Linked DNA regions of Homo sapiens: region 1 is linked to region 2. Evidence: read pairs that join two places in POLR2A ChIA-PET (ENCODE). Cell type or tissue: OCI-LY7. All regions are shown on one strand.

What was found. Peaks named below come from ENCODE experiments on the same cell type or tissue, not always from the same donor. Only the 100,000 strongest peaks of a DNase experiment are listed, where the experiment ranks them.
Region 1: POLR2A ChIA-PET joins it to region 2 with 6 read pairs; 1 of 35 experiments calls an interaction of 5 or more read pairs at or near these places.

What each region holds. Positions count from the first base shown.
Region 1 is chr11:122,755,242-122,757,741 of GRCh38, reverse strand. The region is part of intron 1 of UBASH3B (ubiquitin associated and SH3 domain containing B); the gene reads right to left. Among named protein-coding and RNA genes, the nearest start is that of CRTAM, 82 kb to the left of the region's middle. RefSeq lists a silencer at 2,320-2,473. In OCI-LY7, CTCF peaks have their summits at 957 and 1,157; a DNase peak (open chromatin) is centred at 1,121; H3K4me3 peaks cover 892 bases; H3K27ac peaks cover 2,158 bases.
Region 2 is chr11:121,445,419-121,447,918 of GRCh38, reverse strand. The region is part of intron 2 of SORL1-AS1 (SORL1 antisense RNA 1); the gene reads left to right. Among named protein-coding and RNA genes, the nearest start is that of SORL1, 5.6 kb to the left of the region's middle. RefSeq lists an enhancer at 1,286-1,415. In OCI-LY7, CTCF peaks have their summits at 664 and 872; DNase peaks (open chromatin) are centred at 978, 1,988 and 2,218; H3K4me3 peaks cover 1,720 bases; H3K27ac peaks cover 2,500 bases.

The DNA.
Region 1 (2,500 bases), 1.3 Mb before region 2:
CTCTGTCTCAAAAAAAAAAAAAAAAAAAAAAAGGGAAAAGAAGGTCTTGTCTTCCCATTGGGCTTCTGAGCACTCAGAACTCTTACCCCTCCTGAGCCCTCCTCCCTCAATGCCTTAGGAGGGAGGAAAACAGGGACTGAAAGGTGATTATTAATTGTATACTATGGATTGAGAATATACAGCCCATTTGTTTAACACAACACAGCATGAAATATCTAGATGTATCAGGTATATGCTGTCTTCATTCATTTGTGCTTCTACGACAAAGTGCCATAGACTGGGGTGGCTCATGGACAATAGAAATGTATTTCTCACTGTTCTGGAGGCTATCGGACCAAGCTCAGGGTGCCAGCATGACTGAGCTCTGGGGAGGGGCCCCTTCCAGGATGCAGACTGCCAACTTCTTATAGCCTCACACAGTGAAAAGAAGGGGAGAGAGCTCTCTGGGGTTTCTTTCACAAGGGGACTATCCCGTTCATGAGGACTCAACCTCCTGATATCATCACCTTGGAGGTAAGGATTTCAGCATATGAATTTGGGGGGAACACAAATGTTGAGTCCATAATATCTACAGTAACATGCCCAGTACTGCATCGGGACATCCCTTGGTGTGACAGTAAGTGCATGTGCGTGTAGGCAAAGATACTTAGGTTCTGATTTTAGATCGAATAATAGTATATATATTAAGATACGATATTTAGGATACGATGCTCACAGAATTTCAGGCCTTGGAGACTAAGATCACTTACTTCAATCCTCTCACGTTACAGATGAGGAACTAAGACCCGCGGAGGCAAGTGATTTGATGGGGACAGGAAGCCAGGTCTCCTAACTCCCCAAATTGTGCTCTTGGCACATTACCATGCTGAGTCTCTGTCTTTTTTGCTTAGACTGTGCTTCTTAATTTCCACTGGATCGAGTGCAACCTCTTTGGTCCAGTGTTAATTTGCTGAGAGGCTTGAGGACCCCCTTCATAGGGAGCAGCCTAAGAGATGACCACTCAGCTTGCCTTTGGCTCTGCAGTATGGTCATGGCAGGGGAGATGGGTTGTTCCTGTTCACAGCTTAGCCCTCCTTGCCTGAGGTCTAACTTCCTCCTTTGACTTCCTCCACAGTGGCTGCCCCTAGGGCCTACCACAGCCCTCCACACTGGGGCACCACAGCCTTTGATAGAAGCTAGAACCATCAGTAATGTGAAAGAGGCAGAAATGGCCCCTTCCCTGACATTTAGGAACCAGACACTGGAAATAAATGGGGTGTAGAGGGGATGAGGCAGGAAAAAAAGGCAGTGTAAGAAGGACTGTGTATCTTGCACTGTACTAGGCACATTTGCTCATGTAGCAATATTTTATTTAATCCTCAGGGCAGGCCTTGAAGGCAAATTTTAAAGACCAGGAAGCTGAGGCTTAAAGAAAGAGGCAGTATTAAGCTTCAGCTTACAAATGTGCAAGGGTAAGAATCCAGTTACTGGCTCTAATTATCGAGATGTAGTCAGTTTCACATTTCTGGACTACAAAGAGGACTCAATTCAGCTCTAGGTAACTCTCCATGGTTGTCAAGGCCAAAAGCTCTTGAGAATTTTCCTCATAGTTCATTCTTATTGCCACACTCAAATGCTGCCCCTGAATACAGTCAGCCTTGATTCCTGTTAGGCCAACACGTGTTAATGCTTATGCCTAAATCGGGATGGATTCCTTCCGTCCTAATTAATTGACCCTCTTCCATAACCAGCTCATGAACTGCCCAGGAACTCCTGTGTTCAGTGCCTTCCGTGGTAATGGGGAGAGGAACACTGCAATGTTTAGGTACAAAAGACTCCTGTAATTAGCTCTAAGCCCCAGGAAACAGACAATCAAATTAATCAGTGAGTATGGGAAAAAAGCAGATTATAATTAATTACCTATGTTTATGCCAGGGTTATCTTTAGCCATAAGTTTTCTTTTTTATCTTAATAGATACCCAATCTTAAAATTATCGGACCTCGGGCCTGAGTCGACAAAGCCTGAGTTGACAAAGCCTAATTTGACTTCTGTCCCCAGTTCAGAGGAGGATCCGAAATGAGTCAATTCTCCCTGCCTTGCTTCCTCCTTACTGATATGGCCTCCCTCACAGAGTGGGAGGGAGAGATAAGCAGCTCAGGGCTGAGAGCCGCTTTGGTACAACCCAGGAGCAGAGAGCATGCCTTTTCCCTGCAGAGCCATTTTCATTCATGGTGGAGGCTTTTTTGAACCTGGCCAGGCAAAGCTCCTCGGTGTCAGACCAGCACTCCATGTGGCCACACCCTCCTGTCCCGGTTGTTCCCTCTGCTTGCCAAAGCGATAACCTGATCCTCGCTTTCCATAAGATAGAAGAAAATGTTCAAGTCTTTTCCACAGAAGGCTATAAGCCAAAAGGCCAACTGCTATGTGGGTTACCGGAGCCTTCTGCATGGGCGAGGTGGGAAACCGAGACTCTGAGAGATGGGAGTGGAGCTGCACGTCCTTGTGCTCATGTATTAAACT
Region 2 (2,500 bases):
TAGTGGAACAGCGGGAATTAGGGCAGAAAGAAGGAAAGGGAGTGGCTGTAGGCCTCACCTCCTTCACAACTCAGCCCTGCCTTAACCAGCACTGTCTCCCTTCCTAGGTACCTAGCCTAGGTGAGATGCTGTATCTGCTTGACCCTCACGCCCTGATTGGGACAAGTTAGCAGTAATGTTACAGTTACAAAGCTCACAAGTCCAGTCCTGTTTTCTATACTTTTCTAGGAGATGAATTTAGCGAGGGATTTGGTTTCCAATGTGTTTCAAAACCTGTGAGAGAGCGCAAGTTTTAGAAGGTCCCTCAGACAGGCACAGTGACTTATGCCCTTAATCCCAGCACTTACAGAGGCCAAGGCGGGAGGATCGTTTGAACCCAGGAGTTCAAGACCAGCCTGGGCAATGTGTCGAAACCCCACCTCTACAAAAAATACAAAAATGAGCCAGGCATGGTAGCACATGCCAGTAGTCCCAGCTACTTAGGAGGCTGAGTGGGGAGGATCGCTTGAGCCCAGGAGGTCAGGGCTGCAGTGAGCTGAGATCGCACCACTGCACTCCAGCCTGGGTGACAGAGAGAGACCCTGTCTCAAAAAAAAAAAAAAAAAAAGCCCTCAAGTTTTGGTTCCACTGTTTACCCTTGTCTGGCCTTCATCCCTGCGTAACTCAACTTCCTGAACTTCTAGATCAAGAAAGCATTTAGACCTTTCTCACAAAGTGTGTGAAGCGGGAACCTAGAAGTTTCTTATAATTATGTAGACCCAAGGACAAACCTCCTGACATAAGACAATGGGTTGCTGAGGGTCCCTAGGAAATTACCTCTTTCCCTGGGAATATAGAGGAGTAGGACTCCCCCTCCTGGGTTTGAAGTGAATGAGAGGAACTTAAGCTGAAGATTATTTGAATATCCCCGTGTAATTACATATCAAGGCTTGTATCTTCTTCCCTTGAGGCCTTTGCTGTACATTCACTGGGGATGCATGCGTTAGGCACAGACGAGCCTGGGGATGTGACCAATCAGCTTGGACACAGCACAGTTGAAATGTGATGCTTTGTTTCAGCAGATGCCTCTGCACTCTCTTAGGGCCAGCAAGACAGGGAAAGCAGACAGTCAGACTAGCTTTTTGGCCCACGTCTCCTGGATACTTTCCTTTTTTTTTTTTTTTTCTTCTCTTAAGACAGAGTTTCTGTCACCCAGGCTGGAGTGCAGTAGTGCAATCTCAGCTCACTGCAACCTCCACCCCCTGAGTTCAAATGATTCTCCTGCCTCAGCCTCCCGAGTAGCTGGGATTATAGGCATGTGTCATCACACCTGGCTAATTTTTGTATTTTTAGTAGAGACGGGGTTTCACCATGTTGCCCAGGCTGGTCTCGAACTCCCGTCCTCAGGTGATCTGCCCACCTCAGCTTCCCAAAGTGCTGGGATTACAGGCATGAGCCACCATGCCTGGCCTTCTCCTGGATACAGTCTAACAGAAACCTAGGATCCCCCAGACCCCTTTTCCAGTCAGAACAGATTGAGATGCTCTCCCCTCTGGCCTTGTTTATTCATTAACTAAAAGGCCACTTCTTGACCTCTTCCTGGATTTCCCCCAACTACCCCTAGAGGCCCTGAAACTTGCTTTAGGCCTCTTTTGAGATGTTGATCATGTTCTGCCTTCCATTAGAACAACGATTTTGGTACTTATCTCCTTTTCTAAATTGTAATGATGTCTTGGAGTCTATTCCCCTGTCTTGTACTTAACAGAGACAGAGTAGATCCTACAGAATTGAAGTAAAAGTGAAGGGAGTGGTGAGAGAGAATTACCCCCACCCCCGCTCCTCACACCCTTCGGCAGTTGGTTCTGGAAGGAGGAACAATTTTGAATCAATGCTCTGGGGAGACTGAATTTTTCATTCTAGTTTTCACTGCAAAGAATGGCAGAGAGGCCTCTGAGGGCCTGTCAGCACCAGGGCAGCCAGCCTGAGCAAGAAGGGGGTCCTTTCCCTGCAACATATTTTTATGCATGTCCTAGTCATCATCTGCCCAATAATAGGTTCAAATGCCTATAAAGGACACAGCCACTAACTGCAAGGAACTTGAGAAAGAGAAGAAAGATAAACATGAAACTAGCAGAAATATGTAAATACAAAAAGAATTCTGTCTTGGGGGGAAAAAAGATGAGTACTGGCTTTGGGGAGGGTGATAGGCAAACTCTCTGGAGAATAAGACGTTATGAGCTGTGGTTTCAGGTGTGTGTGTGGAAGTTGGAACGGGACAAGCAGAGAAGGCTAAAGTGCTCTGGTTCCGGGAGGAAGCAGGAAGTTATTTTCAGCGTCTGAGGAGAAGGAGGAAAGGTTTCAGGGTAGAGTGGCGGCAAGGTAGGGTGTGGGAACAGGTAGGTGGGGTGGTGCCTGCTATGGGAGGCTGGGAAGGCCAATGGAGAGAGACACCAAAGGAGAGCTGTGGGGACAGCAGAAGCTGGGGTGGAGCGCCCAGCTCGTCCCTTTCAGCACTGTGGTG